2 separate regions of the Homo sapiens genome follow, and region 1 is linked to region 2. A link is an interaction called in ENCODE POLR2A ChIA-PET data of the cell type or tissue named here. Cell type or tissue: GM12878. All regions are shown on one strand. Each heading gives the region's core, and the rest is flanking DNA. Links, peaks and the distances in the headings are about the cores only.

What was found. Peaks named below come from ENCODE experiments on the same cell type or tissue, not always from the same donor. Only the 100,000 strongest peaks of a DNase experiment are listed, where the experiment ranks them.
Region 1: POLR2A ChIA-PET joins it to region 2 with 12 read pairs; 2 of 35 experiments call an interaction of 5 or more read pairs at or near these places.

The regions. Positions count from the first base shown.
Region 1 is chr5:116,643,263-116,659,398 of GRCh38, forward strand. No RefSeq gene overlaps it. Among named protein-coding and RNA genes, the nearest start is that of SEMA6A, 77 kb to the left of the region's middle. RefSeq lists a silencer at 9,071-9,365 and enhancers at 9,071-9,365, 9,300-9,349. In GM12878, for the core only: no CTCF peak of the experiment used is centred there; a DNase peak (open chromatin) is centred at 9,209.
Region 2 is chr5:116,697,937-116,714,072 of GRCh38, forward strand. No RefSeq gene overlaps it. Among named protein-coding and RNA genes, the nearest start is that of LINC02214, 56 kb to the right of the region's middle. RefSeq lists enhancers at 6,639-7,365, 6,772-6,871. In GM12878, for the core only: no CTCF peak of the experiment used is centred there; DNase peaks (open chromatin) are centred at 4,975 and 6,975; H3K4me3 peaks cover 341 bases; H3K27ac peaks cover 811 bases.

The sequences.
Region 1 (16,136 bases), core at 6,820-11,819, 53 kb before region 2:
TGAATTCCTTACCCTCTGAATCCATGAGCATAATACAATGGTCGTTTTACACCATTGAGTTGTGAAGTGATTTGCCGTGTAACAATAGTAACCAGAACAGAAGATTTCTTGAAAGAGAGAACATTCAAGCCAAGTTAACTTCAGATGTAAAAAAAGTGTAATATTAAATGAGCCTGGGTAATTGTATTCTCAATTGCGTAGGAAACTTTTTGAATTTCCCTTTTGCATTTGATGTTCTGGCTATTGAACATTCTTTTGTAGAAATATCTCTAGATGTCTATCTGATTCCAGAGCATTTACAAAGATTTTGGAATGCAGCTCTTTCTTGTGATTTGATTCTGAGATGACACAGCACCATCAAATACAACTTAGCAGAACCTAGCTTTTGAAGAGAGTAACTAACTTTCATACAAAAAGTTGACAACTTCATTAGCAGAGTTACCAGTACACATTTTATATAAAACTAACAATACTATTTACATGGTCACATAAAAAGCTTTGTAGGATATCTATCTATATCTATCATCTATCTATCTATCTATCTATCTATCTATCTATCATCTGCCTATTATCTATCCATCTATCTAAACAACAGGAACATATTAATGCATTGTTAGGCAATTTCATCATTTTGAGCAGTGGTCCCCCACATTTTTGGCACCAGGCATTGGTTTTGTGGAAGGCAATTTTTCCATGGACTGGGGCAGGGGAGGGGGATGGTTTTGGGATGATTCAAGCACATTACATTTATTGTGCACTTTATTTATATTATTATTGTATTGTAATATAATGAAATAATTATACAACTCACCACAATGTAGAATCAGTGGAAGCCCTAAGCTTCTTTCCTTGCAACTAGACAGTTCCCATCTGGGGGTGATGGGAGACAGTGATACCTGAAGTGTGTTGCTTATGTCCAGTCTACTCCATAATCTCGTTTTGGTTGCTGTCACTGCAGAAAACCCTGCTTCACAAAGATAGGATGTTGGAAATGGAAGCAGACTTTTCAGTGCTTCTGTGGTAATCTCAGGATATTCCATCTCGACTTTAATTCAGAACGTATGAAGATTTGAAGTTGCGTCAAACATACTTTTAAGGGCACCGCCATTTGCAATCTCAAGCAGTTGTCCTCTTCTACAACGGACAAAGTCAATTCCCCTGGCTTATTCACAAATGGGTGATGGATCCATTCCTTCCCAGTTCAGGGTCTTTTATGGTTGGGAAGCGTATAATCAGGGTTCTCCAGGGGACAGAATTAATAGGATATATCTATATATGAAAGAGAGTTTATTAGGGAGAATTGGCTCACATAATTACAAGGTGAAGTCCCATGATAGGCCATCTGCAAGCTGGGGAAGAAAGAAGTGAGTAGTGGCTCAGTTCAAGTCTAAAAGCCTCCAAGCCAGGGAATCTGACAGTGTAGCCTTCAGTCTGTGGCTGAAGGCCCGAGAGCCTCCAGCACTCACTGGTGTGAGTCCCAAAGTCTAAAGGCTGAAGAATCTGGAGTCTGATGTCCAACCGCAGGAGGAGCAGGAGGAAGCATCCAGCACAGGAAAAAGAAGGCAACCAGGAGACTCAGCAAGCAAGGTGTTTCCACCTTCTTCCCCTGCTTTGTTCTAGTCACGCTGGCAGACAATTGGATGGTGCCCACCCACATTGAGGGTGAGTCTTCCTCTCCCCATACACTGACTCAAATGCCTATCTCCTCTGGCAATACCCTCACAGACACATCCAGAAACAATACCCATCATCCAGGCATCCTTCAATCCAATCAAGTTGACACCTAATATTAATCACCACAGAAAGTAACGTTCAAACTCTTGAAAGCTGAGATAGGTGATCACGCACCAGCTGGGAGAAAGAAGGCCTTGGCTCAGACTCTTTCTTTCAAAATTTCTGCTAATGTTTGAAACATGTTAGAAATCCCAAAGTTCACTCATCAACCCATTGTTCCAGTTTGGTTTTGAAAGCAGCCACTTTATCTGCTGACTTGAACACAGTTGTTGTTGTTATCCCCTGAAGTGACAGATTGAGTTCGTTGAGCAGGTTGAATGTGTCACACAAGTAAGCAAGTTTTGCAACCCATTCTGTGTCACTGAAATGTGCTGCCAGTGTTGCCTGTTTTTCTAAAAGAAATCTCTGGAGTGGCTCTCATAACTAAAAAACTCTGGCCAGTGATCTGCCTTGAGAAAGCCATCTCACTTCTGTGTATAAGAGAAGACATGTGTGCTCTGTATCCATCTCCTCTCAGAGCTGTGCAAACAGATGTGAGTTATGCGTATGCACTTTATTGTGGTTGATAATTTTAATCATATCCTACAAAATGTTGTTAAGTTCAGGTGACATTTTTTGGCTAGCCAGCATTTTTCTATGGATGACACAGTGCATAGACTAATATTCAGAGGCAACCTCTTTGAACCAAGCAGTGAAACCTGAAAGCTGTTTGGTCATGGCAGCTGCTCCATCCATGCATACAATGACACAGAATGACCAATTCCATTTTCCTAATGTGTAATCATTCAAAGACTTGAATAGTTCTGCAGCTGTGGTGTTAGTTGGCAACAAAAGCACACATAATATACCCCCATGCACATCCTCCTGAAAAATATATTGCACGAAAACAAGCATTGTTGCCTTGTTGTCAACATTGCTAGACTTGTCAACCTGGAATGTGTACCACAGTGACTCATTAATCCTCTCTAACAATTGTGCTTCAACATCCTCTGCTTTTTCATCAATTCATCCAGTTATGGTGCTAGCTGAATGAGGAACACAAGGCATATTTTGAACCGCAGCCTCTCCTAAAAGTTCACAACAAATGTCCTTAGCAGTGGGCAGGATCAACTCTTCACCAATAGTAAAGGGCTTCTTAGCTTTAGCAATGTGGTTAGCCACTAAGAATGATGCTTTCAGTGGAGACACATTTGATGAAATGGTGGCCTTCAATAATTGCTTCTGTTCTTTGTGTTCACAGTTTTTTTTCTTTTGAAAAATTCCACAGGCTTGTCTTTTAATGCAGGGTGCTTGGTCTCTATGTGGCGAAGCAGTTTTGAAGGTTTCATGGCTTCATTGAATAGCTGGTTGCCACACGCTATACAAAGCAGGTTTGGAGAATGTGAATCACCTGTTGCAATGAACCCATACTTTAAGGAGGACTCTTGGTATTGTCAAGTGCAGCTTTCTTTTTGTTGGCAGTCTTAGAGTCTTCTGCTGTCTCATCATTGGGTGTTTCCCCCTTTTGGAAGAAGCTCTCCAGTGATATTTGCTTTTTACTCATTTTGGCTAGGGTTATCTTGTGGACTTAGCAAAACTGTGACTGAGACAAGTGCACAGTGCAGAAAGAGGCATGAACAGAAATGGCAAATAAAATAATGGGTGGGCCACGCGTGGACTAAAATAAGTGTCAGATTCTGACTTAAACCCTGCCACTAGATGCAGCTGTACAATTGAAGTACATCAACTCACTTGCAACTATAAAGCTTGGCACCAGATGCAGTTTAATTGTCACTTGTCACTCACTGATAGGGTTTTGATATGAGTCTGCAAACAATTGACGTATTATGGTGTCTGCACAGTCAAACCTCTCTACTAATGTTAGTTGGTGTTTGCAGCCACTCCCCAGCACTAGCATCACCACCTCAGCTCCATCTCAGATCATCAGGCGTTAGATTCTCATAAGGAGCATGCAACCTAGACCCCTCACATGCACAGTTCACAACAGGGTTTGCGTTCCTACGAGAATCTATTGCTGCAACTGATCTGACAGGAGGTGAAGCTCACGCAGTAATGCGAGTGATAGGGAGTGGCTGTAAATACAGATGAAGCTTTATTTACTCACCCGCTGCTCACCTCCTGTTGTGCAACCCTGTTCCTAACAGGCCATTGACCAGTGCCAGTCTGTAGCTCAGAAGCTGAGGACCCTGTCATAGAGTGTACTTACATACGTAGATGGTATAGCCTATTACACACCCAGGCTATATGGTATATGCCTATTGCTCCTAGGATATAAACTATTACTGTACTGAATACTTCAGAGAATTGTAATACAATGGTAAGTATTTGTGTATCTAAACATATCGAGGCATAGAAGAGGTACAGTAAAAATATGGTGTTATAATCTCATGGGACCAGCATCATATATGGAGTCTGTTGTTGACTGAAACATTGTTATGGGCACATGACTATATATGATTTTTATAATTTACTTTTAAAACTAATTTTTGTTGTCACAACACTCATGCTTTTATTTTTTCCTTTAATTGTTTAAACTTTTGTTGACTTACCAAACCAAAGGGGAGAAATTTTTTTTTTTTTTTTTTTTTTTTTTTGAGAAGGAGTCTTGCTCTGTTGCCCAGGCTGGAGTGCACTGGCACAATCTCGGCTCACTGCAAGCTCCGCCACCCGGGTTCACGCCATTCTTCTGCCTCAGCCACCCGAGTACCTGGGACTACAGGCGCCCGCCACCATGCCCGGCTAATTTTTTGTATTTTTAGTAGAGACGGGGTTTCACCGTGTTAGCCAGGATGGTCTCGATTTCCTGACCTTGTGATCCACCCGCCTCGGCCTCCCAAAGTGCTGGGATTACAGGCATGAGCCACCGCGCCTGGCCGCAAAGGGGAGAAATTTTAAGTATGGTGGCTGTATACTTATTATTGGCTCATTTATCCTGGGCTATTCTGGCTTTTCTTGTGCAGTTGATTAACAGGTAATCAAACGGTTTGATTTCCGTGATTTCCTCTGTCTACCTCCCTGTGACTGCACAGATCTGTTCGTGTTGCCAGGCTGATTTTATAGTCAGGGTGCTCTGTTTGCATGTCTCTGGGACCAACAGTAGCCAACTCAAGGAAAAACCAGGAACAAAAAGAGGCTGCTTTTTTGGGATTTACTGCAAAGTAGTAGGAGAGTTTATGGAATCAAAGAAAAGGATGAAGGACTAGACCTGGGCAAGAAGAGAACCAGAGCAGCTCCAGGAATATAGGAGACAGAAAAAGTCTCTTCCAAGTCCTATCCTGGAGGCAAATGATCTCCAGCTGTTCTAGGGCTGCACGTATTCTGCTCACAGCTCACATTCCAATGAAGTGTGACTAGGGAGTGTGGGTCCCTTGATGAAGCTCCCTGCAGGTCTGCATCCAGTGGAAGAAATTTCCCAAAATAAAAACTGTACCTTTTTTTTTTTTTTTTTTTTTTTTTGAGATGGAGTTTTGCTCTTGTTGCCCAGGCTGGAGTGCAATGGTGCAATCTTGGCTCACTGCAACCTCCGCCTTCTAGGTTCAAGTGATTCTCCTGCCTCAGCCTCCTGAAAGTAGCTGGGATTACAGGCATGTACCACCATGCCTGGCTAATTTTGTATTTTTAGTAGAGACGGGGTTCCTCCATGTTGTTCAGGCTAGTTTTGAACTCCCGACCTCAGGTGATCCACCCACCTTGGCCTCCCAAATTGCTGGGATTACAGGCTTGAGCCACTGTGCCTGGCCAAAACGGTACCTTTTAACATCAGAAGGGAAATGGAAGTTAGGCAGCCCAAACAACAGATGTATAGTCTACCATTAGTTCCTGCAGTCATCTAAATGGCCGGTAGCAGATTGGATCTTAAAGGCATTTAGGACATTCATTCAATACAAGTGCATCTTTTAACTAGCGATATATCTTATTTAAAAAAATCATCTTCATACCTACATTTGGAAAAGAATTATTATTTTTAAAAACAGCTTCATATTCATTAGCTGCTACTATACTTAAAAACTTGTTGAGGTAGATAGAAACAGAATTAACATGCCCTCTTCTGAGTTGAAAACTGGAGGTGCTGGATATTCAAGGCACTTGTCCCAGGTCACACTGATGCCTTAAAATTATAATCAGGGCTCCAGCTGAGTTTCCTTATGTATAGTTTCTGCACCTCCTGCCCCATCTAAAAAAGTCTCAGCATATATTAGGAAGCTGCATGACAGAAAGAACAGTGCTTTGGAAAGGTGAGATTCAAGTTTGGCTTCAACATCTGTGAGCTGGATGGTCTGCTTACCTGAGGCCTCCTGGCTGTCTCTCTCCCATGGATGACAAAAGAATAAGATGGCATAATAGATAAGACTTTAGAAAGTGTCACACAATTGTGAAATGTTATGATTTTCCTCATTCACACTCTAAATTCTCCTTATATGTGTAGGCATTTAGTGACATTATCATTGACTACTACACCATCTGCTAGTTGAGCATGTGAGCAGTATCAATGCAAGGTGTATTCTCTATGCTTATCAATATGGTTGAAATCAATGAACTCAGTGCTTCAAACCTGAATCACATTTTCTTCAATTTGTGTTGTTGCTACCTGCTAAGAATGCAGTAGTAAAGGTGTTCAATTTCCAAAGAATAATTAAGCAAGGACACTGTGTCCCATCTTTGATGAAATGCAGATTTCACATTAAAATCAGATCCTTCATTTTTAAAGGTTGAATAGAATAACACCTAAAAAAAGAATTCCAACTGGTTAAATTTAGGCTTCTGAAAAAAAAAAGTTTAATGTAAGATTATTCTTGGTACAGAAACATTTTCGCTTGGCTGTGAATTGGATACATTTGAAAATCATTTTAAGCTCTTGCTTTTGGAATTGTGTGTGATCAGGGAGATCATCAAACAAATGTCAATAGGCATGGTAGACTCAGTAACACTGCTTCCCTCATTCTAATGAGCTATTTTATGAGAATAGGTTAAGGTAGTTTCTGCTTTGGAAAAGGGGGTCTTCTGATTGCAGGTATGTTTGCAGTGATTGGTCACAAAAGGCTGATAGTATTATTGTAGGTGTTGGCCTCCCCATTCAAGCTTGGCTCACTCCAGCGCCTGGAACAGACACTTGTCTTGCTTATTTAAAACTTATCTACCTATCCCTATGAATCTGAAGTACCATATGGCACATGTAGCCTTTTCAAGAGACATGCCAACTGATGTCTCTGTTGCATATCTTATGCATATAATTATAATAATAGATTAGATTTAATGAACTTATTCTATGTACCAGATACCTGGCTGATCACTATACATATTTATTTTTACCTCGTGCCATGAACATAGAAATCATTGAAGAAGATAAAGTGACTTACCTGGCCATTTTATGGCCATTTAGCACCTATAAACTTGGCCATCGCTGGCTTAGAGGAGGAAAAAAATATTTAAAAAAAAACATTTTTTCTTCAAACATAGAAATTTTTGTTTTCTTGCTGCTTTGCCAAAGAAAGAGCTCTAAACAAAAAACGAGGATAGTTCTTTCCCATCCTATCCTGTTGCGTTATCATCTCCCAGATTGGATGAAGAGGGTAAAGACTCATGCCAGCCCCTCTAATGCCTCAAACCCTGTGTGCTGTAATAGACTCAAAACAGGAAAGAAAGGAGAACAGTTCTCATCCCTGTCCCATGCCACTCCTGCCAGACAGAACTGTTGGCATATGCCCAACTGGGCAGGCGGCCCTTTTTGTGACTCTTTCCTTTGGCTACCCGCGAAACCTGGTCATGGCGTCAGCCTTGGAGGACCTTTCCCGGAGAGCCATGAAGCCACTAGGCTGCCTTCCCTGCTGTGGGCCTTGGGGCTTCAGTCATGGCTCTGTTGACAGGAGAGTAGCTGAATTATAATAATAACCTTTCCTTCCACCTCACGGGGGTGTCGTTAGCATGAGATGACATAATAGATGTAAAAGTTTTTTTGAACAGTATAAAAATATAAGTCAAAATAATAAAAGAACGAAGAGCATTATGATTACAATGATGTCAGAGTGCTCCATCCCAGGATCGTTTGAGCTGTCAATGACAGAACAAATTCTCTCTGCAGGCCCCAGGGTTTTCACTCAAGGTTTTAGCAGATTTGTCTAAAACTAGCCACTCTCTTAGTCAGAGAAACAGAAGAATGGAAAAAGTTCAGTGAGCTGCTATTTGGGGCCAGATACTACCCCAAAGTTTCTCTCACACATATACACACACATTTGCATATCCACAGGTACGTAAGACATACACATAGGAAACATGTAAATGTTGACAGAGGGGAAAAATATAATCCAGATGTAGTGGCAACTTCTCTGCGCCTATAGATCTGGGTCAGATTATCTTAAGCCCCAACTCTGCAGCAGGCATAGCACCCCTAAGTCTTTCCAAAATTTCTGCAGTTTCCCCAGGTGTCTAGTGGTTATGCCAGCTTTTATGGTTTCTGTCCTTGGGTTTCCATTTCTTACAGGCAGCAGACTCTGCTGCCTAACATGGACAACACAGAGAAGCTCAGGCTTTGATTTCAACAATCAACATAATCCGTCCCAAATATACTAGTAGATTTTGCTGGAATGAATAGGAGTTAAGTGGATGTGCAGGTGGGATTGAATTTACACAGCAACAGTGAGGTTTATGTGGCAACACTGATCAGTTCAGGAGGTACAATCCATGCTGAAATGTCTGTTGATCACCCCTTTCCAGGGGGTATTGAGAGCCTTTCTCCAAGCGCCTGCTCTTCTCCCTGTTCCTCCTCACTTCTCCCCACGCCCCACATTCCTAATCCCACATCCCATATCCCCATTTTAGAAGCCAATAACTGGTTTTCTTTCCCTGTCTCAAGCAGAACAACCCTCCCAATCCCTGAGTGGTGGGTGGGGCTACTTCTGTTCCACGGATGCTCTTTCAAAAACTGAAGGAGGCTTCCCAAGTGAATCTAGACAATAAATTGTCTTTGCCTCCTTCCACAAGTGTGAAATAATTACATATTACCCAAATCCTGCAGCCCATCAGGGCTGAACACAGATTACAAAATCATATTCAATACTGTTTAACAGTAACTTTAAATGGATCACTCACTGAAATCTTGAGGTTTAAACACAATCGTTTTGAAAATCTAGCTGAGCTCTATGTTGCTCTGTTATTCTGCTGAGAGAAGGAGGGGAGACGGGTTTATTCCTGTCAGTAAAAAAAAAAAAAAAAAAAAAAAAAAGATGAACTGTGTAAAAATAATGTAAGGGGAACACCCACTATTCCTGTCCCTTCTCAAATGTCACGTCACATTGATCCTGGTGAGCCAGGAAGTCACTTAATGCATTCTTTAAAAAGTCAGACTGTCCAGGGAAAGGACACCTTCTTTCACTTCCAATCAGCCAACCCATCACTCCTTTCCTCCATTTGTAAGTCTGTGGAGTAACTTAAAAGGCATGAGTCATGTTCTGAAAATCAAACATGCGCATGCAGAGCATGCAAAATGAACCGCGGAGAGAGTCGGCATTAGAGACACAATGCGGCCTTTGTGAAACATGACAACATCCCTGGGGACCGAGGCTTCTGAGTGTTGCTGAACTGAGGAGAGTAATAACAGGGTCCAGGGTTTGCCAGAGAGTGTGTCATAACATGGAGATTTTAGGAAAAGTGTGGAGTCCCTTTAATCAGCTCTGAGAGGAGCTTGCTAATAGTGCCTTTTTGTCAGTTGTTTATGTGGTGGGTGGGTCAACATCAGAACTTTACCCTTTTATTGTTATGAAAATTTGTAGACTGTTTATCTATTTTCTTTCCCTTTTCCAAGGAAACATTTGCAAAATGTTAATTACAGAGATTCTAGCTTTACCTTTCCTGAAAGATGAATTCTGAAACATTACTTTTACTTGGGATCACCTCTCTTAATTGGGGGACTTTAGTTTCAATGACTTTGCCTGTCACTCTGAGCAGGGTTTGTGCTCCAAAGGAATCTCTTGGGATCTACCATTTGTCTGGGAGACAGGGATATTATTTTGGGCTGTGAAGTCTGTTTGCTAAAAAAAGTGCTGGGAGGATACCAACCACACACAAATGTAGGAATTTCTACTTGTTAAGCCTTTCCGTCTGCAGGGGAGTTGTTGCATTATTTCTTACAGCTGTTGTTCAGTGAGAGAGTAGTACGTTTGAGTCTCTGATCTCATCTCCCAAAGTTTATTGTGAAACTTTCATATGAGCACCTGTGTTCCTGGATTACAAAATGACACCATTAGGCAATTCTTATTGTCGTGGATAATTGCCATAGAAAGGGGAATAGGATAGAGGACTAGAAAAAAGAATGAAAGTAAACACTTATGGGGAATATTGTGCTTTAGAAAAAGGCATTGCAATGTAATAGCATGATGATTTTAATCCCAGATTCATAGTGATTTAATGAAATAAGCAGCATCCATAGGCTCAAAACATATGTTTACAGAGGTAGATGGAATAGCAGATATTTCTGTTGTAGTGATTTTTTTGTGTCCAAAGTGTATCTTCAAAAGGCATATAGTCCTTTGAGTTCTGAAAATACCAATAGTTTTCTTTTTATGCTCGTTGTGTTTAGCACTCATTGTTTTATCTTGGAAGACACTTTCTATTTCTATGTACAGCCATCATAGTAGGATTTACATTTCAGCCGGCAGCAATCCCTAAGACTATAGAAAAGCTGGAAGGAATAAGAAGACTTCTTATTTTAGCTATCATAGATGATGATTGGGTTCATAAAGGACTTAAGATATAATGATAGGGAAAATTCATAACCTAATGCTTTCAAGTCAATTTCATGTTCCGCTTTTAATTAGAATCAGCCTTCTCTCTTTTTCATTTGCTATGTAACATACCTTTCCTTAATTTCTGGGGGGAAAACCCTCTCGAAACAGGGGTGAAAACTGTTGATTTAGAATCATGTCATAAAATAGAACTAAAGGAAAGGGGTGAACTGACTGCCTCAGACTGAAACAGAGCTCTTCAGGGTTGATCCCACTGATTGTACTGTTGATGGCAGAGAGAGAGCAAGGCAAACACAAAATTGTTAATGTGGCAACTAACACAATCCTAACCATAAATACTTGCCAAAGCCGGAATGCAGAATTTCAATGAACCCACCTAGTCTTTTATCCCACTGACATAATTTAAATCATGGGGCTGGTTTCCACACATGACTAGAAACCCCACCTCAGTGTGGTTTTCAATATAATGTTCACCTCATCATATATTGATTTCCAAATCTTTGGTCCCTAACTTTTCTTTACAAGGCTTTGGTTTTCTCCAATTACAGAATCTTGTTTAATTTATGCATGTAATTCTCAATGTTTCTTTGAGTACAGACCTCAGAAAGTGTTAGTGAATAAAAAGATTCAGCAATTGCAGTTTAACATTGTCCTGTCCCGAGCTCTTGAATTCTACTTCCTTCAGTCTTCATTTACCCCTACACTAGGATACAGTGGCCACTTTTTCCCCATGAACTTCTTCATGTTTTTTGACTTAAAGAAAAACTCTTATTTTTTGGTATTTTTTCAAATTTGAAGAAGGAGATTAGAAGATTCTGATGTTATTCTAAATGAATGTTAAAAAAAAAAAAAAAAGCCCAGCTCTCAGAAATGAAGGTAATATAGAACTGAATAAAAACCAAAACACAGTTTGAATAAATAAAATTCACCAGATTTTTTTCTTGGATATCAGCCTTTTTATGATTTTGGGCGCCTAGTCACTGAAAAGCTTTGTTCATTTTTTTTTTTTAAACATAGTAACATATATAGATATTGCAGTAGCTAATTGCAATTATTCACCCTAGACAAAGACAAAAAAATGAGTTTTTGTTTTTCTAATTTCTTAGCTTGTGTGCAAAGTTGCCATTCCAGATGGGGCCCATTATGTGATGTTGTATTTCAAAGGGAAACATTTCTTAAAGTTGCTGAAAAAAATGTTTATTAAGGAAATAAGAGCTGCTGAAGCAAAGACACGTGTTATCTATTTCGTCAATTAGTGGCAAAATTCTGGTAGTATTCCTAAAGAGCTGCAGGGGTTCTAATTGAAATATTCTAATCCTTCCTCTTCCCAACCCACCGAATACCATTGTCAGTAGGGGGAAAGAATCATAGAATTAAATTCTAGGTAAAACCATTTCTGATTTTGTAGCAATGAGAAAGGGTTGCACTATTTTTGGTTCTTGCATCATTTATTAGAAGTTTTTCTCAGTAGGACAGCAAGCAATTATCTGAAGCAGCTGGGTTATGTGAAGGACTGATCACATGTTATAACACACAGAGGAATTAAGGATTATGGAAAGATGAACAATGTAATTATGCTCATGGAGTGTCACTTATTAATTTTAAGGTGAGATTTGTAATAATTTCATAATAGCTATAACAGTCGGAGCAAATGTCTGGATTTGTAAGGGTCTCCAAGGTTTAAAATTGGTTCATAAATTTAATTTTGTTAAAATGTGGTTCCAGTTGCTAGAAAGTTTTTGTTTCAAGGAGAATGAAATCCTGCAAGCGATGAAGGCAAAATCTAAAGCTTAAAGTTCTTGTTTTAACAACTTTTATTCATCGCAACTCCATTTCCTTCCTGGGTTAGTGTAGAGATGGATTCATAAAGGATAGCTCACAACTATCTTGTATTTCCTATGAGTAATTGTGCAAAGGTGAAAAGATGACATAATCACAGCAATTAACTTCTTTTCTGGCTCCACTATGGTAATTATTAAGAAACATCACTTGTGGGAAGCCCAGCAATCACCCCAAAATCAGGGCTACCTCTGCTTTTCCGAAGTACCTTCCCTAATCTGTTTAGTATAGTTTCTCTCTGTTACACTTTTAATTGCCTCTTTCACTCTCTTTATTCCAGTTTTCTTATTAACATTATTGCTAATTAGGAATCTAAAGTAGGCCGCCTTTTCAAAACAGAAATGACGACCGTTTCTTTTCCAGGTAAGTGGGTGGTATTTGCAGCAAGCAATTAAAATGCACTTTACCCAATTAAAAAAAAAAGACTAATGATAACAATAGTTAAAAAACAACATCACAAAATGACGGTGAAAAACTTAAGTGATCTCGAAATTAAGCTATGTTAGTCAGCTGTTATGTGACCAGAAAATAATGCGTTACAGATAACACAGTTTTCTAAGCAGTGGTTGTTTGGCCATCTGACATAAAGTAAAAAATGAAAGAAAATAAAATCATAATTCTCCCAAGTCTATTATATTTTTAAATTTTTTACAGCTACTAGATAGCTATAGGGTTTTAATTTTCATTTTTGAGTATTTTTTTTTCCAAATGGAAATAGCTTTATTTTTTTTAGCCTATCAATGTAATGGGTACTCACTATTAATAATTCAAATAAAGTAAAAATTACCCCAAATCCCCAGTGAAAAACTGCTAAAATTTAGTGTCTATATTTACAGTACTTTTTATTTGACATATGAGTGTAGAAAACAGGTACAAATAAATGCAAATATATTTTAGTAAAAATTCATTTATTCAACAATATTTATGGAACACCTACTATGAACATGCAATAGAAAACCATAGTGAGCAAAACAGACATGGTCCTTTTACCCGTGGTGCCTACCAGCCTACCACAGGATAGAGATATGAATTAAAGAATCTTAAAACTGAATATAGTATCACAAATGTGGCAACTGCTACGAAGGAGGGGCACACAGTATAAGACCTTATATTAGGGGAAAGAGACTTCATCGGGGATGTCAAGGGAGATTTTTCTGAGAAAGTTATTATACTGGGTGTGGATTTCAAGGAAGAGTCAGAGGACAGATAGTACCTAGAAAAAGATGAGGATGAGGGGAAAGAAGGGATCTAGAGCAGCTGAGCTTTCCAGGCAGACGAAGCTGCTTGATTAAAGGTTTTCTGAGAGGAGAGAGCCTGTGCATTTGAGAAAGAAAGGCTAACATCCAGAGAATACGTTTGTCACATTAGAAGACAAGCCCAGAGTGGTGGATAGAAAGCAACACCTCAAAGAGCCTTGTGATTCTGCTGGGAACATGGTTCTCAACCTTAAGAGTAAGGGAAAGCAGTGACTGAAGGATGGAAGTAATATGTGTTTCATTAAGTTTCAGTGTGGAGGACTGATGGAGAGGGGCAAAATGCACGCAAGGGAATCCAGTTGAAGGCTATAATGGGTGAAGGGGAAGAGAGATGATGGCAGCATGAACTAGCGTCGGGGTGGTGGAGTTGGAGATTCAAGAACATGGCAATGAATTTTATGTGAGGAATAAGAGAGGTGTCTTTAAAACCTTTTGCTTTTTTGACTATAATGCTATTTTTTTTTTCTTATTGATTCACAGGATCTATTTGTCTATTTATATATTGTGGCTGGCTATTATTCCTTTTTTTTGTTATATGTGCCACATATTTTTTTTTGGTTTATTTTTTGTCTTTGAATTCTGTTTATGTTTTTTTTTCCATCGAGAGTTTGTTTTGCACAGTTTTGTCAATTTATTCCTCTTTGAGATTTTTGTGTCTCCTAATAATGCTTTTATGATAATATTTATTTGGGTTTTAAAAATCTATTTGAAATCTATTTTGGGGTTTAAACTCATATTTTCTAAATGGGTAAACAATTGTATTTATACATTTATCATTCATTACTCACTAATTTGAAATAAACTTACACACATGCAGACACACTCGCACACATGCATACATATAGCAGGTATTTGGTAAGTTATTCTAGTCCATCGTTCTGGCTGACTTTTCCTGTCTTAATTATGCACTGTTTTAATCAGGATAGCTTTATAGTATATATTCTTTACTCTTCTTGTGTGTTTTCTACAGAAATCTGGAGACCCAGCTTGTCAGCTCCGTAAAAGGAACTGTTGAGATTTTACCTGATATTGCACTAGATTTATAGATTAATTTGGAAAGAATCGACAGTTTTTACAAAACTGGGTCTTCCTAGATAGCAAGGTGATATGTCTCTTCATCAAAGTCTTCTTTTACGTCCTTCAGTAGAGTTTTACGATTTTATCCATATAGGTCTGAAGGCAAAAGTATTTTGTTTGCTTTAAATTATCTTGCAGTTTCCTACTTCTTGACTTCAGTCAAGTGTGCATAAATAAACCCATCTTTTCTGTTGAAAATATTTAGGCTGATAATTTTGAGGTTTGTATACAGCAGATAATTAAGATATCTCCCCTCTCCAAAAGGTTTGCCATTTGTTCCAGGCAGGAGCATGTGAGGAAGGTAATTTTTTTTTCTCTTGGAATTAATGCCTTTATGGAGAATTTCAAACCAACCTCTCTTTGCAAGTAAAGGCTTGCCTTCTCTAGTACAAAGTTTAATGTGGGCAGGAAATATGTATCTATGGCTGTATATCTACATCTTTAGAGACACACTCTATGATGATTTGGAAATATTCCAGTATACTTCCTCTGCTGATACATGTTCAAGTTCCCACTGAAAAATTACTCATTTTCACCCTTGTATGTTTATCTGCTTGCTGGTCTTTCTCTTGCCTGCTACCTCTTGGATTCATTGAAGGGTTAAGACAGTCCAGCCATAAGCCCTTAAGCAGTGACCCTAAAGTTTATCTTGTATGTTTTTGAAAGACATTCTCTTCTTTGCCGCCTCCTGCCGAGATAAAGAAGGAAGTTATTATTAGATGTTATAGTTGATAATGCACATAGAAGTATGCAAAAAAAAATCAAAGACTTCAAACATATTTATCTGTTTAACGGATTCAGCATTCCTTGTTCAAACAGCTTTGCTTAAAATTGTTCATTCAGCCTCCAAGTTAAGCTTGTGTCTGGTAGCCACAACTTGATTTAAGTTAGAGGCACGGTGAATTCCCTGAGAGAGCTGGCAGGGACAAAACTGAGTTTTCTCAACCTTTTCATTTCCTCCCTATTTGTCCTCAGACTCTACAATTTTGCTTGCATGTGAAGCTCCATCAATGATGCTCATGTCTTCATTTCATAGCTGTAGCCTGGGCTCTGCAATGGTGATGGCTTGCAGTTTACTATCTATTTCATTTGGGGTTAATACTTTCCTGTTATACTTATTGTTCAGCCCCACTCTCCTGCCTGGTACTGTAATACACTGCTTTCAGTATTCTCATGGGATCGCACAAGTCTGCCATCACTAGCTTGATTTTTAACAGGAAACTAGGACAACAAGAGCCTTGAGAAAGTGAATATGAGAAATGTATGCTTCTGTCTAGGGACATTAGTGCAAAATGAAAACAACACTATCTTCTATTGCTTGCTTCTGCCACCCCATTTTCACCAGTACATAACTAGAGCCCTTCCCTGCACTATTGGCATGAACAAAGAAAAATGGCTTCAGCTATCGGGGGCTGCACTTTGAGATGTGAAATATCACTTTCCTTGTAAACATATAATTGTCACCTGCTGGCTGCTTTCTTTCCTTCCACTC
Region 2 (16,136 bases), core at 4,970-9,969:
CGGATCACGTGGTCAGGAGATCGAGACCATCCTGGCTAACACGGTGAAACCCCGCCTCTACTAAAAAATACAAAAAATTAGCCGGGCGTGGTGGCGGGCGCCTGTAGTCCCAGCTACTTGGGAGGGTGAGGCAGGAGAATGGCGTGAACCCGGGAGGCGGAGCTTGCACTGAGCCAAGATTGCGCCACTGCACTCCAGCCTGGGCGACAGAGCAAGACTCCGTCTCAAAAAAAAAAAAAAAAAAAAAGAGGAGAAGAGCCTAAAGACTGAAACTTGGGACACTTCAACATTTAGATATTTGGAGGTGGAGGAAATGCCAGCAAAGGGGACTGAAATATAGCGGCCCTTCAAATTGGAAGAAAACAAGGAGTGTTATCCCGGTAGTTAAGTAAAGAAAATATTTGGGCCGGGCGCGGTGGCTCACGCCTGTAATCCCAGCACTTTGGGAGGCTGGGGTGGGTGGATCACGAGGTCAGGAGATCGAGACCATCCTGGCTAACACGGTGAAACCCCATCTCTATTAAAAATACAAAAAATTAGCCAGGCGTGGTGGCGGGTGCCTGTAGTCCCATCTTCTTGGGAGGCTGAGGCAGGAGAATGGCATGAACCCGGGAGGCGGAGCTTGCAGTGAGCAGAGATTGCGCCACTGCACTCCAGCCTGGGCGACAGAGCGAGACTCCATTTCAAAAAAAAAGAAAATATTTGATGTATAAGGGAGGAAGCAACTGTGTCAAATGTTGAGGAAAGGGTGAGTAAAATGAGCCTGAAAATTGAGCATGGTTTTGAAAAGGTGGAGATCACTGGTGATATCTATGAGTGCTTTTTGTGGAACAGTGAGGACCAGATCGTTATAAGAGTGAGTGGAGGAGAGAATGTGAGTTGAGGAAATGGAGACTCTAAGCATAGACAATTATTTAATGAAGTTTTGATATAAAGGAAGGCAGAGAAATAAGGCAATAGCTGGAAGAGTTCATGGAGTCTGCACTTTTTTTAATGGGAGAAATAAGAAAATGTTTGTATGCTGATAGAACTGATACAGTAGAAAGGGAGAAGATGATAATTTCAGAAAAGATAATGAAAGGAAACAAAATACAGATTTTTAAGATAAACAGAATTAGGAAAGTTTGATGAACTACAATGGACACTAGCCAAAAGAAAATGATATATAAAGCCTTTACTGTATGAAATTAAGAAAATAACAATTTACCCCTCTCAGAAACATTATTTTCTAAAGCATAAACCACGGATCTTGTGTTTTCTTAATGGCCATGTTTGTGCATGTATAAAAGTACAAAACATTTAGAAATTCATGTCCAAGAGATTCTATACCCTGGTATAAACATTTACTCACTTTGTCCATGTTTATTTTCACAATAGTAACCAATAAAACTAAAGATTTTCTAAGTAGCAGGATCACTATAACAAATATTCCATCAAAACAACCAGGGAAAGAAAGCACTTTCAGCTAGCATTTTAGTATTATCCTAACTCTTTTACAAAGCAATTGTGTCATTGGCTAACCATCTCATCAGTTTGAACAACTGTGAAAGTTTACGAAAATTCTTTCCTAGTTGCTTTTTCAGAGAGATACTAGAAGGAATTTGCATGTTTGTGCACACTAGTGTGTGTTCCTCTTTTTCTTTCTTTCTTTTTTTTTTTTTTTTTGGTATAGCCTTTTTCTTTCTGTTTACTTCTGCAATCTTTTATGTTTGTGCTTAGAATAATAGATGTGTTTTCTGAGATTCTTAAATCCTTCCATCAGCATATTTCATAGATTTTCTTGGCTCTGTTGATAAGATAGGAAAAGAACAGTGTAAGCAGCAGATGCTGTTTTTGTTCCATAAATGAAGACAATTAATAAGTTTAATTTTGCATAAAAATGAAAAGAAGCCAGGCACGGTGGCTCATGCCTGCAATCTCAGCACTTTGGGAGGCTGAGGCAGGCAGATCACGAGGTCAGGAGTTTGAGACCAGCCTGACCAATATGGTGAAACCCCATGTCTACTAAAAATACAAAAATTGGGCGTGGTGGCGTGTGCCTGTAATTCCAGGTACTCCAGAGGCTGAGGCAGGAGAATCGCTTGAACCCAGGAGGCAGAGGTTGCAGTGAGCCGAGATCGCGCCACTGCACTCCAGCCTGGGTGACAGAGCAAGACTCCATCTCAAAAAAAAAAAAAAAAAAGAAAAAAGAAAAAGAAAAAAGTATATAAAATGCAAAATGGCTTTTCTCAGCAGTAAATACAGCATATATGATTAGATGTTCTTTTTAAAAACTACACAATGGGCCAGGCGCAGTGGCTCATGCCTGTAATCCCAGGACTTTGGGAGGCTGAGGCGGGCAGATCAGGAGGTCAGGAGATCGAGACCATCCTGGCTAACGCGGTGAAACCCCATCTCTACTAAAAACACAAAAAATTAGCTGGGCGCAGTGGCGGGTGCCTTTTGTCCCAGCTACTCGGGAAGCTGAGGCAGGAGAATGGCATGAACCCGGGAGGCAGAGCTTGCAGTGAGCCAAGATCGCACCACTGCACTCCAGCCTGGGCGACAGAGTGAGACTCCGTCTCAAAAAACAAAAAAACAAAAAACCAAACTACACAGTGAACATCGACTATCTAGACATAGTTTTTGGATTTCTTCTTTTTAGAAAATAGTGTTGCTAAATATTTATATTTCTTGCAATTTTCCCTTTATGACTAAGCTTATTCCTTATGTGCTTGGTGTAACAAACATAATTCTTGTACTTCACATTTTTGAACAGTAGTGTGTATTGTGGAGAACCTTCTAGGTTTTAAAGCCTTTTTAATGCTTTGTCTCATTTGAACTTTTTTTGTGGCATGAGCATGGCAACTGCTACTTTAAAAACTAGGCTGAGGCTTATAAAGAGTAAGTGGCTTGCCTAGCAGCTCAGCTAAGTCTGAAACCTAAGCATTCTGACTGCCAACCTCATGAGCCTTTCATTTGCCAAACTGCCTCTCCAGCCATGTTTGTTTCCATTTTAAACCCATCACAATTTCTGAAAATCAGACCTAATGTTCCCCTTTGCATTTGCTGGGCTGGCTTTTGGTATACTACAATTTTATACCTTTGGAAACTTTGAAGATTTTTAAAAAAATACTTCCTTTAATTTTGCTATCAATATCTTTTCCATAATGTGTTTAAAAATATTTATTGTAGGCCGGGCGCGGTGGCTCACGCTTGTAATCCCAGCACTTTGGGAGGCCGAGGCGGGTGGATCACGAGGTCAGGAGATCGAGACCACGGTGAAACCCCATCTCTACTAAAAATAAAAAAAAAAAAATTAGCCGGGCGTGGTGGCGGGCGCCTGTAGTCCCAGCTACTCGGAGAGGCTGAGGCAGGAGAATGGCGTGAACCCGGGAGGCGGAGCTTGCAGTGAGCCGAGACTGTGCCACTGCACTCCAGCCTGGGTGACAGAGCGAGACTCCGTCTCAAAAAAAAAAAAAAAAAAAAAAAAAATTTATTGTACATGTAACATGGGCCAGGCATTGTTCCAGCTTGTGGAAACAACATGGAAAAAAAGATATAGGACCTTGGTTCTCAGAGAATCTGCAATCTAATTACAGAGCTTATTATGTTAGGGTGGGTTACCAAATGTCTTCCTTCTTGGGTCAGTTGGAGGGAGATTTCTGGAGAGCAGCCTTTTTGGGGATTTGTGCTATATACCTGAAATCATTGAGTTGACTTGATCAATGGTTCAGATGAAGCCCTTTCAATTTTCTGAGAAGATATACAATTGCAATAATTAGAAAATGAGTTTTAGGTTGCCAATAGTGAAAGACATGGATGGGATTATTCCTGAACAGCTCAAGAACCAGGATGTTGAAGAGTCTTAAACAAACCATGTGAAAAGCATTTCTACTCACAGATTCTGCTAGACCAAGATATGATACAGGCCAGGCATGGTGGCTCATGCCTGTCATCCCAGCACTTTGGGAGGCCGAGTTCAGCGGATCACCTGAGGTCAGGAGTTCGAGACCAGCCTGGCCAACATGGTGAAACCCTATCTCTATTAAGAATACATAAATTAGTCAGGTATGGTGGCACACGCCTGAAGTCCCAGCTATTCGGGAGGCTGAGGAAGGAGAATCGCTTGAACCCAGTGGGTGGAGGTTGCAGTGAACCAAGATTGTACCACTGCACTTCAGCTTGGGAAACAGAGTGAGTCTCAGTCTCAAAAACAAAACAAAACCAAGGAGTCTCGCTCTGTCGCCCAGGCTGGAGTGCAGTGGCGCGATCTCGGCTCACTGCAAGCTCTGCCTCCCGGGTTCATGCCATTCTCCTGCCTCAGCCTCCCGAGTAGCTGGGACAAAAGGCGCCCGCCACCATGCTCGGCTAATTTTTTGTATTTTTAGTAGAGATGGGGTTTCACCGTGTTAGCCAGGATGATCTCAATTTCCTGACCTCGTGATCCGCCCAACCTGGCCTCCCAAAGTGCTGGGATTACAGGCGTGAGCCACTGCACCCAGCCCCGATACAATACGTTCTTTAACACTGGGTAATATTTATTGAGTGTCAGGTTTGTGGAGAATGTTTTGTAAGAATAATTTCCTATAATTCTTAGAGGTAGGCATTATCATCATCATTCCCATTTTAAAATTGAGAAATGGAGCTTTAGAGAGAAGCTTTATGTAATTTGTCTAGGAAGTATCAAAGCTATAATGTAAACCTAGGATGTCTAGTTCCTTAGCTTTGCTTTAATCACTGTGCAATATACCTACTCCTGAAAAATACTTGAATCCCATTATTGTCAACTAGTTGAAGGTTAGAAATGCACAGTAGCTCTGGTTTTTCCAAGAAACTTGGAAAAGAGAGAATAAGCAACATCAGTGTATGGTCGAGAGTCCTAGCCTCCTTGTGTTTTTACAATTGTGATGTCTCTGCATGGCCCAGCATTTCAGGAACTATCCATTGAAAAGCTCTGAAAACCAAAAACAAGTTCATTTGCAAGTTTTCATAATTATACATGGCTGTGACCTAATTCTTCCTTTTGCTTTGTGTTTGACTAATATGTATTAGTCACATCTAACCTCCAGTTTCTGCTCCCCTACCCAGCCCCCAATTTGTTAGGGAAGGGTAAAATTCTGATTTTTGCCTGCCCAGACTTTGAGTTTGGAAGCTAACTTAAAATCTTACAGAATCTCTCTTAGCTTTCTCTATATCCCTCAAGCAATCCATGAATGAAAACAATGAGCACTGTGCTTTTCTTTTTGTTTTGTTTTTTTGTTTTTTTGTTTTTTTTTTTTTTGAGATGAAGTTTCACTCTTGTTGCCCAGGCTGGAGTGCAATGGCAAGATCTCAGCTCACTGCAACCACTGCCTCCTGGGTTCAAGTAATTCTCCTGCCTCAGCCTCCCGAGAAGCTGGGATTTACAGGCATGCACCATCATGCCCGACTAATTTTCATGTTTTTAGTAGAGATGGGTTTCACCATGTTGGCCAGGCTGGTCTCAAACTCCTGACCTCAGGTGATCTGCCTGCTTCGGCCTCTCAAAGTGCTGGGATGACAGGCATGAGCCACTGCACCCGGCATGCACTGTGATTTTCATATGGAACACTGGGCAAGTGTGGCTTTGGTGAATTGTATGAGACATTTTACCTACATAATCTCATTCATGTTTTTGGCCTTTTCTATCCTTTGAACAGGGTCTAATTGGCCTACGGTGATATATTATGTAATAAATCCCTGTAAAAGGACACTTTTTCATAGAAATTCAGTCATGTTTAAAAATGCTTCATAAATCATGGAGCACAAAACTTATTGCATTTGCAGCTCTTGAACACAAGTGTAGCGTGATTTCTATTTGTCAGCATCTTGTTCAAGGTAAACTGGGCCAGTAACAAGTATGAGCTTGAAGGATTTAAATAATGGAATTAACTGACTTTGTTGTATTTCTCTATTTGACCTCAATAAACACAAAATATATATTTTCCCCTCATGTTTATAAAGCATATACAAGATTTAATTACATACTTGGCCTACAAAAAGCTTTAATATTATTTCCCCAAAGTAGAACACTTGTACAACATATTCTCCTACCAAAAAACCAAAATATTGAATTTCTACAGTAAACAAAATAATAAAAATCTACTTCAAATAAAAAAACCTCTTCTAAATGACTCTTGAATCGAGAGGAAACAAACGAACAAAAACAACGGAGATTACAAATGCTTTAGCAATTAATGTAAATGAGCCCTCTTCATTGAGAAATCTCCATAATGCGAATAGAGCCCCAGTCAGAGTAAGCTTCATGACTTTAACCTTTCTATTTTAATAAAATGAATCAGAGACTTAGTTCAGGGAACAACCTAGGAAACTTAGAAAAAAGAACAAAATAAATTGCAGGTGAAAGCGAGAAATAAATAAAAGATGGAAATTACTATATATATATTTAAAAACCTATCAAAGAGACTTTAAAGAACACTGGACTTATCAATAAAACCAAAACTGTTTTTTTTTTTTTAAACAAAAATACTTAATGGATAGGCTTGCCAGATAAAATACTATACGCCTAGTAAAATTTAAATTTTAGGCTGGGCGCAGTGGCTCACGCCTGTAATCCCAGCACTCTGGGAGGCCGAGGCAGGCACATCACCTGAGGTCAGGTATTTGAAACCAGCCTGGCCAAAGTGGTGAAACTGTCTCTACTAAAAATACAAAAAATTAGCCGGGCGTGGTGGTGCATGCCTGTAATCCCAGCTACTCAGGAGGATGAGGCAGTGAGAGAAGAGAGACAGACCTTCTCATATTGTTTTATATTGTTTTATACTCAGAAAAGGAAAGAGAAGCAAAACTAAAGGTGCCTAGGATTCAGACCCGAAACCAAGGAATCAGACCTGAAACCAGGCCTGGGCCTGCCTGACCTAAGCCTAGTAGTTAAAATTCGACCCCTGACCTAGCAACTGATGTTATCTATAGATTATAGAAAGACATTGTAAAACTTCCCAGTCTGTTCTGGGAACTTTTCTGAAACAGTTTCTGAAACAGAACTGTTTCACTCTGACCACCGGTGCATGCAGCCCCTGTCACATACCCCCTGCTTGCTCAATTGATCATGACCTCCTCATGCGGACTCCCTTAGAGTTGTGAGCCCTTAAAAGGGACAGGAATTGCTCACCTGGGGAGCTCGGCTCTTGAGACAGGAGTCCTGCCGATGCTACCGGCCGATAAACCTCTTCCTTCTTTAACTCGGTGTCTGAGGAGAAAAGAATAGTTATCATCTTTGGAAAAAAAAAAAAAAGGGAGGGTGGAATTTATATAAAAAGAATGTTATATGGTAAATTATTGTCCTGAAATATATTAACTGGTTGTTTAAAGAAAGAAATGTTTGTAATAAGTCAGAAAGTTAAGGCATGTCGAAAAATTGCCTGTAAAAGTCGTGAAAAGAAAAAGTTATAAAAAAAAGTGTGTTAAAAAGAAAGAATTTATGCAAGAAATGTATAATTTAAAAGTAATTAGGCCTCCTAAATGTAAAACTATTGAAGAGACAGTTTATGTGCAAGGTGTATAAGGAAAGTAAAGTATATATTTGGTAAAAGGATTATAAGGAGGCATAAGAATGTGGATTTTTACCTACATTAAAAGGTTAAAAATATGTGTATTTTGTTTTAAAGGTTTAAGGAAGTTTTAAAACATTAATTGTGTGTAAATTCTGTGTGTAAACATATTAGCTAAAGTTAAAGAAGTATCATCCAGTTTTTCTGTAAACCGGACATTAAATAAAAGCATAACAGGTTTTTCTTAAAGCACCAACCTGTTCTTTAACAAAAATTATAAATGGTTAAAAAGAGTCTAAAACATCTTACCTTATAGTCAAACATTAAAAATTAGATAAATATGTCTACAAGATTTTATTAAAATTAAGTTTAACATTAATAACACACTAATATAAAGATAAAATTTAGCTTATCTGGTATAAAAATCATACAAAAAGCATTATTAAATATAAAATGGTTTTTAGCTCTCTTTGGTCTAAAGGCTAATAAAAATAGGTGCTAAAGGAAATTTCTCAGTAAAAAGGCACTAAGGACTATAAAGTCCACTGCCAAGGTCCCCACATTCAAAACAAAAGGTCGATTTCTTAGAAATTATATACTTGGTTTACCTTCCACTTTCCTTTCCCTCAAAACTAAAAGTCTTTTAGCACATGTACTACCCTTAGAATTTCCGGTAAACCAGCAGCAGCCTGAAGATCACGTTCTCATCGAAAGGTGGAAAGAAGAAAAACTCCAGTCAGCCTGGGAAGGACCCTACCTTGCGCTGCTAACCACCAAGACTGCTGTTCGTACAGCAAAAAAGGATGGACTCTTCACATCCGAGTCAAGAAAGTGCCACCCCCTCCAGACTCGTAGGCCGTAGTCCCAGAGGAAAACTCTACCAAACTAAAGCTAAGAAAAATCTAACTATTTTCATCTATTCTATTACTCGTTCTTCTTTTCGCGCTCTATTGCTGACCATCTAGTTATTAACATAACCAAGTCAATTTCGCCTCAAACTGTTGCATTTAATGCTTGCCTTGTTATAGCCTGTGAGGACTTGCCAAGTCAAAGACAGCTGTCTACTTCAGAAAAGTACTTCTGTCCCTCCTGACTCTCCTCAGACTGGGCATTAGTAAACTAAGGCCATTTAATCCAGGGAGATTTCAATAAAGGCCCCAGTGCCAACCAGGAGTCTTGCCCCCTGAGGCAGAGCTTTCATGCCATAGTTGGTCCAACATTCTGTGGACCACTAAAGAACAAGGATGGACTGCCCCAACTGGTTTTTGTAATTTCCTAAAATCATACATTCATTTTTCTAAAAGATCATAGAAGTTAAAGACTTAAGACAAACTTTAGCAATTAAGACAAGATACCAAGATGCAAATGCCTGGTTAAAATGGATCAAATATTCCATCTGCACGTTAAATAAAAGCAATTGTTATGCTTGTACACATGGCAGGCCAGAGGCCCAGATTGTCCCTCTTCCACTAAGGTGGTCCTCCAGTCGACCAGGCGTAGGCTTCATGGTAGCCCTTTTCCAGGATTTTACAGCCTGGAGTAATAATTCATGCCAAGCTCTCTCTGCTATATCCTGAAGTCCGGCACCCTGCAGGTCAGCCCCCGAGGGCCATCCAGCTTCCATCTCCCAACACTAAGTTCACTTCGTGTCTCTCACAACAGGGAGGAAACAGCATTCCTTGGAGACCTGAAAGGATGCGATGAGGCCCCTGTTCATCCCTGAGCGGATGTGTGGTGGTATTATGGTGGACCTTTACTACGCACTCTGCTGAATAACTAGAGTGGGACTTGTGCTTTAGTCCATTTGGCTATCCCTTTCACCCTGGCATTTCATCAACCAGAAGGAGAAAATATAAAACATCGTAAAGCGAGAGAAGCCCCTTATAGGTCTTTCAACTCTTACATCTATTTAGATGCAATTGGAGGCCTGCAAGGAATACCAGATCAATTTAAAGCTTGAAATCAAATAGCTACAAGATTTAAGTCAATATTTCAGTAGGTGACAGTTAATAAAAATGTAGATTAAATAAACTACATCTATTACAACCAACAGCAACAAGCTTTTCATGAGTTAAAAGAAAAACTCAGGTTGGCCCCAGCCCTAGGGCTAGCTGATCTGACAAAACTTTTTACACAGTATGTGTTGAAAAAAGGAAAAAAAAAAAATGGCAGTTGGAGTTTTAACCCAGACTGTAGGGCCCTGGCCAAGGCCAGTGGCCTATCTCTCAAAACAGCTAGACAAGGTTTCCAAAGGCTGGCCCCCATGTCTAAAGGCCCTGGCAGCAATGGCCCTGTTAGCACAAGAAGCAGATAAGCTAACTCTTAGGCAAAACTGAAACATAAAGTCCCCCCATGCTGTGGTGACTTTAATAAATACCAAAGGACATCATTAGCTAACGAATGCTACTAGATACCAAAGCTTGTTCTATAAAAATCCCTGCATAACCATTGAAGTTTGCAACACCCTAAACCCCACCACCTTGCTCCCGGTATCACCCAGCCCAGTTGTACATAACTGTTTAGAGATATTGGACTCAGTTTATTCTAGCAGGCCCAACCTCTGAGACCATCCTTGAACATCAGTAGACTGTGAGCTGTACATGGACAGGAACAGCTTCGCCAACCCTTGCAAAGTGACTCTAAAGATGACAAGCCCGGCTCCAGTCACACCCGGAAGCTGACTGGTCCACGCACAGCCCAAGCATGAAAAAACTCATCGCAGGACTCATTTTCCTTAACTTTTAGACTTGTACAGTAAGGACTTCAACTGACCTTCCTCAGACTGAAGGCTGTTCCCAGTATATAAATCAAGTCACTAAAGTGGCACGAAAGGTTGCTATGGTCCTATTATTTTATGGTTATTATAAGTGTGCTGAAACTCTAAAAAAAAACTTGTTTGTATAATGTTATTCTATACAAGGTATGTAGCCCAGGAAATGACCAACCTGATGTGTGTTATGACCCATCTGAGCCTCCCATGACCACAGTTTTTAAAATAAGATTAAGGACTGAGGACTGGTGGAGGCTCATAAAGGATACAAGTAAAGTGTTAGCCAAAATAGACAAACAAAAAGGTGCCCAAATGAGTCACCTTAAAATTCGATGCCTGTGCTCTCTTATTATTAATAATAAGTTAAAAATAGGATGAGGTTCTCTTAATTAAGAAAGAGGTTATATGACAGAAAATAAGTACATTTATCATAAATTAAGACTGTGTAAAAATAAATGTAGATACTGGTCTTGTGTCATTTAGGCTACTTAGATGAAAAAAATGAAAAACTCCTGTCCACCTTCAGCAAAGGAAAAGTGGCCCTTCCTGTACCAGTAGCCAGTGTAACCCCTTAGAACTAGTAATAACCAACCCCCTTAATCCTCGCTAAAAAAAGAGGAATGTGTAACCCTAGAAATTGATGGAGCTGGACTGGATCTTCAAATAAATATCATAGTTTGAAGAAAAGTTTACAAACGCTCTCCTGAGCCAGTATTTCAAACCTTCTATGATGAACTGAATGTGCCAGTACCAGAAATTCCAGGAAAAACAAGAAATTTGTTTTTGCAATTAGCCAAGCATATAGCCCAGTCTCTCAGTGTCACTTTGTATTATATATCAGCACAAGTGTACTATATGAATCATTATCAATCTATTGCACAGAAAGACATAAGTAGCAGAAATAAGAGTGAGAACTCCCGCTAATAAAAAGTGAGAGTCTCAAAGGGGAAATGAGAGAAGAGAGACAGACCCTCTCATTTTGTTTTATACTCAGAGAAGGAAAGAGAAGCAAAACTAAAGGCAGGTAGCCCAGCGCCCAGGAACCAGACCTGAAACCAAGGAACCAGACCTGAAACCAGGCCTGGGCCTGCCTGACCTAAGCCTGGTAGTTAAAATTCGACCTCTGACCTAGCAACTGATATTATCTATAGATTATAGAAAGACATTGTAAAACTTCCCGGTCTGTTTTGTTTCACTCTGACCACTGGTGCATGCAGCCCCTGTCACGTACCCCCTGCTTGCTCAATTGATCATGAACCTCTCAAGCGGACCCCCTTAGAGTTGTGAACCCTTAAAAGGGACAGGAATTGCTCACTCGGGGAGCTCGGCTTTTGAGACAGGAGTCCTGCCGGTGCTCCCGGCCGAATAAACCTCTTCCTTCTTTAACTCAGTGTCTGAGGAGTTTTGTCTGCGGCTTGTCCTGCTACAGCAGGAGAATCGCTTGAAACTGGGAGATGGAGGGTTGCAGTGAGCCAAGATCATGCCGCTGCACTCCAGCCTGGGCGAGAGTAGAGTTTCTGTCTCAAAAAAAAAAAAAAAAAATTTCAGATAAACAATAAATTCTTTTTTAGTGTAAGTATATAAAATCGTTACCTTGTGTATAATTATTATACAAATTATTATTCATTTTTATCTGAAATTCAAGTTTAACTAAATTTCCCATATTGTTATTTGCTAAATCTGGCAATGCTGTTAATGGAAGGGAGTATTATTTAAAAGTTTAAAACTTGAGACGATGGAATCTAGATGAACTTTGTAAGAAAGTCAAAATTACATGAGTTGCATCAAGAGATGACAAAAAACAAAAGCTAAACAAAGAATTTAGTACTGCAGAAACAAAAAAGAATGTTAAGTATCTGTTATAAAAAGAGTACTAGGAATTCTGTTTTCATCTTTGGAAGAGTAACAAGAACCAGACTTAACTTTCTGCAGTGAAACTGGACAAAATATATGGAACAACTATTTTTAGATATTCGGCAACAGGCAGTGCACACCATGATCCCTGAGAGAAGGGAATGAATGAGGTAAGCCCTAAGATCTTCTTGGCTGAATGCTTGAAGTGATTTTCAGACATAGGCAAAGGTAGAGGAAACTTACTCAAAGACTTGATGAGTTGTGAAGATGTAGGTTGGAGGTGGGAATGTAGACATGGCCAGAAATTGCAAAGCATAGTTCTAGAAATGAAAGACCTGCATAGAAACAAAAGCTGCAAAACCTGTATAGGGTTTACTAGAGGCCTTGCTGAGGATGCATAGAGTGAAACTCCAAAAAATAGGGGTGCGGGAGGGAGGAAGACTGAGAAGTTGTATGCTGACCGATTCCCTCAGTACATGTAGAATGACTATAGGTGCAGACATCTTGAATGGCATGTACATTAAAATTGTATAAAGAAATACTTCCTCCTTAAGTGGAATTTATTCTATGAAAGCAAGGATGCTTTAAATTATTTTGACAAATAGAGCATGATCAAATGGTATATATTCAAGGAATGAAAGCATACTACATTAGCACATCTATCAATTTAGCCAATATTGATGGAAGCTCAAAAACAAATAGGAAAAGATAAAAAATTCCTAAGTATAAAAAATAGTACTTTTAGACATAAACAACAACTATCATATTAAATTCAGAGAAGAAGGATCGGATGCTCTCTTCATCTTTTTCTTTTTCTTTTTTTTTTTTGTTCTTTTTTTTTTTTTTTTTTTTGAGGTGGAGTCTCACTCCGTTGCCCAGGCTAGAGTGCAGTGGGATAATCTTGGCTCACTGCAACCTCCATACCCCAGGTTCAAGTGATTCTTGTGTCTCAGCCTCCCTAGTAGCTGGGATTACAGGTACCCACCACCATGCCTGGCTAATTTTTGTATTTGTAGTAGAGATAGGGTTTTGCTATTACGGCTAGGCTGGTTTCGAACTCCAGACCTCAAGTGATCTATCCCTCTCAGCCTCCCAAAGTGCTGGAATTACAGGCATGAGTCACTGCACCCGGCCGCTCTTGTCAACTTTTTCACACTGTTCTGAAGATTCTTTCTAGTTAATGCAATCAGACAATATATAAATGGCATCTGCATTAGAAAATATAAAATTATTATTATATAAGCAGCAAAAATGACCACATGCCTACAAATTAAATAGATCTAAACAAAATAGTATTCAAAGTAATACTAGAACTCACAAAAGTATTTGGAAGCAAAATGAATACATAGAAGTAGTTTATTTATGTCAGCAGTAGATAGTTAACATTAGTTTAAAAAATCTCAATGATATCAACAACTGTGAAAAGTCTCACAATAAATTTAATGACAAATGTATAATTTTTCATGAGGTTCAGCAGTCACAGTTGCCTGAAAAGATATAAGGCTGAATAAATGTAGTATATTTCATATTTCATGAATAAATGTAGTAGTCAGGATATTATCTTTCTCAAATTCATGTATTAGTCTTCTGAAACTCCCATCATAACCCTGACATTGTTTCGGTGAGAAGTCAGTAGAAGGAAACTTGCCAGGATTTTTAAAAATTATCTGAAAGATCATATGTATAAGATTATTATTCAAAGTTGTTTTGAAAGGGATTTTATTGTGTACAGACTTAACTTACTAAATATTAAGAAATTCTGTAATATAATTAAAACATTATGGCGTTAGTACATAATGAACAAATAAATAAAAAAACAGTAAAGAGGGTCCATTAAGATATGAAAAGAAAGACTGCACTGGACATCTGTGGAGCAGGAATGTATTTTATAATGAATGACATTAGGACAATTGAATTTCTCTTTGAAACTACAAAGTTAAATATCTCTTTGTATCAAATACAAAAATAAATTCCATTGAACTAAAGATTTAAACACAAGAACAATTAAAATACTAAAATCAATACTTTCTTTTTCATTTCTTTTCTTTTTTTTTTTTTTTTGTGACTAGAGTCTCGCTCTGTCACCCAGGCTGGAGTGCTGTGGAACAATCTTGTCTCACTGCAAACTTCGTCTCCTGGGTTCAAGCGATTCTCCTGCCTCAACCTCCCAAGTAGCTGGGACTACAGGCATGCACCACCATGCCCGGCTAATTTTTTGTGTTTTTAGTCGAGATGGGGTTTCACTGTATTGGCCAGGCTGGTCTCGAACTCCTGACCTCATGTGATCCACCTGCCTCTGCCTCCCAAAGTGCTGGGATTACAGGCATGAGCCACTGTGCCCAGCCTTAAAAGCAATACTTTATTATACTTAGGTAACGAAGGTCTTTTAGATATGACATAGAGATCAGAAATCATAAAGAAAACGATTAACGTATTTTATAATATAAAATTCCGAAACTTCAGTATGGTGAAAAACACTGTAAATAACTTAAAGAATAAATAACAAATCAAGGAAAGAACCCTGTGATTATCTATCTATCTATTATCCATCTGTCTATCTATCTATCTATCTATCTATCTATCTATCTATCTATCTATTACAATTTCAGTGATATGTAAACAGTTTTTAAAAATCAATGAAGTAAAGACAATAACCCAATGGGAATCTGCACAAAACATATAAGCAGGTGATTTGGGAGAAAAAAGTCAGATAATTGATTATCAATGAACAAATAAGAATATTCTAAACCTTGTTAATAATGTTAAAATTTGAATTAAATTGAGATATGATGTTCATATTTAATGTGTTATGTTTGCAACCATTTAATAACCGATAATACACAGAGTTGGTGGGGTTATGGGAAAATAAGGATTTTTATGCATTTTAATGCTTATAAACTATTACAACATTTTGAAAAGAAATTTAACAGTAATCATCATATTTTAAAATGTTTTTACCTTTTGATAGAAAAATTTTACCTCTAGGATTTATCATATTGAAGCATATAATAAATGAGCTAGATGTGTTTGATGAGCTAGATTAGTACAAAGGCCCGTGGATGTGTTGGTCACCTGCTTCCTCTAGGCCTTAGATTCTACACACCCCAGAATCAACTTACTAACTCCCTCCCCTTCCAGTAGTTGGCTTCTATGGGTCCGTCACTAGCCCATGTCTTTTTAGATGAACCCAGCCCCATACTCCATGGTTCCTATAATATTTTATACTATTTTTCTCTACTATTACCTCCTTGTATATGATTTCTCAGAACAAAGCCCTCTGCCTTGTACCTCTAAAAATGCTTTTTCTAACATGGAATCAAGCCCCTGGACTGTGGCATCTTCATTACTATGTGGTAGATCTTCTATTCATATAAAATCCAGCTCCAAAGAGATCACTGGGAGACGAGGTTGATATGACCCTTAGCGCCTCCAGTTAATATTTAAACCCCACTGTAATATATGTAACCACTACATTTCATATATTCTAAAATGCAACTATTTTCTCTCCTCCTAGCATCCCTGAAATCATGACATGTCTTTCAAGTCAATGGCATATTGCAGTTTAGGTGGCAATATTCTTCCTTAGTAGGACTTACGACAATAATGTATCTTATGATCAATGGTATTTTAGTTTCAATAAAGTTCAGTTGTTATACCTAGTTTAATACAAATTTTATTTTATAATACATGCTATTTTATATTGCTAATGAGATATGTCACATGGAACTCTATCAACACACTGATCATTATGGTTAATGCATTTTTTAAAACATTTGTTTGTTTTTGCCTCTTCTTAATGTGTTACCTCATCCATGTTTTAGGAAATGTTTTTTAGTTTTCAGGCTGTTATTTACCAAAAATAGGTATTTGCGAACTGATAATATGCTTTGGTGTTATTCTTGACCCTGACAATGTACCAAGTTCTGGTTTCTGGGTATCATTTTATTTAGCATTTTGATTTGATTGTTGCTTTCTTTTCTCTCTTTTCCCTACCCCTCCCA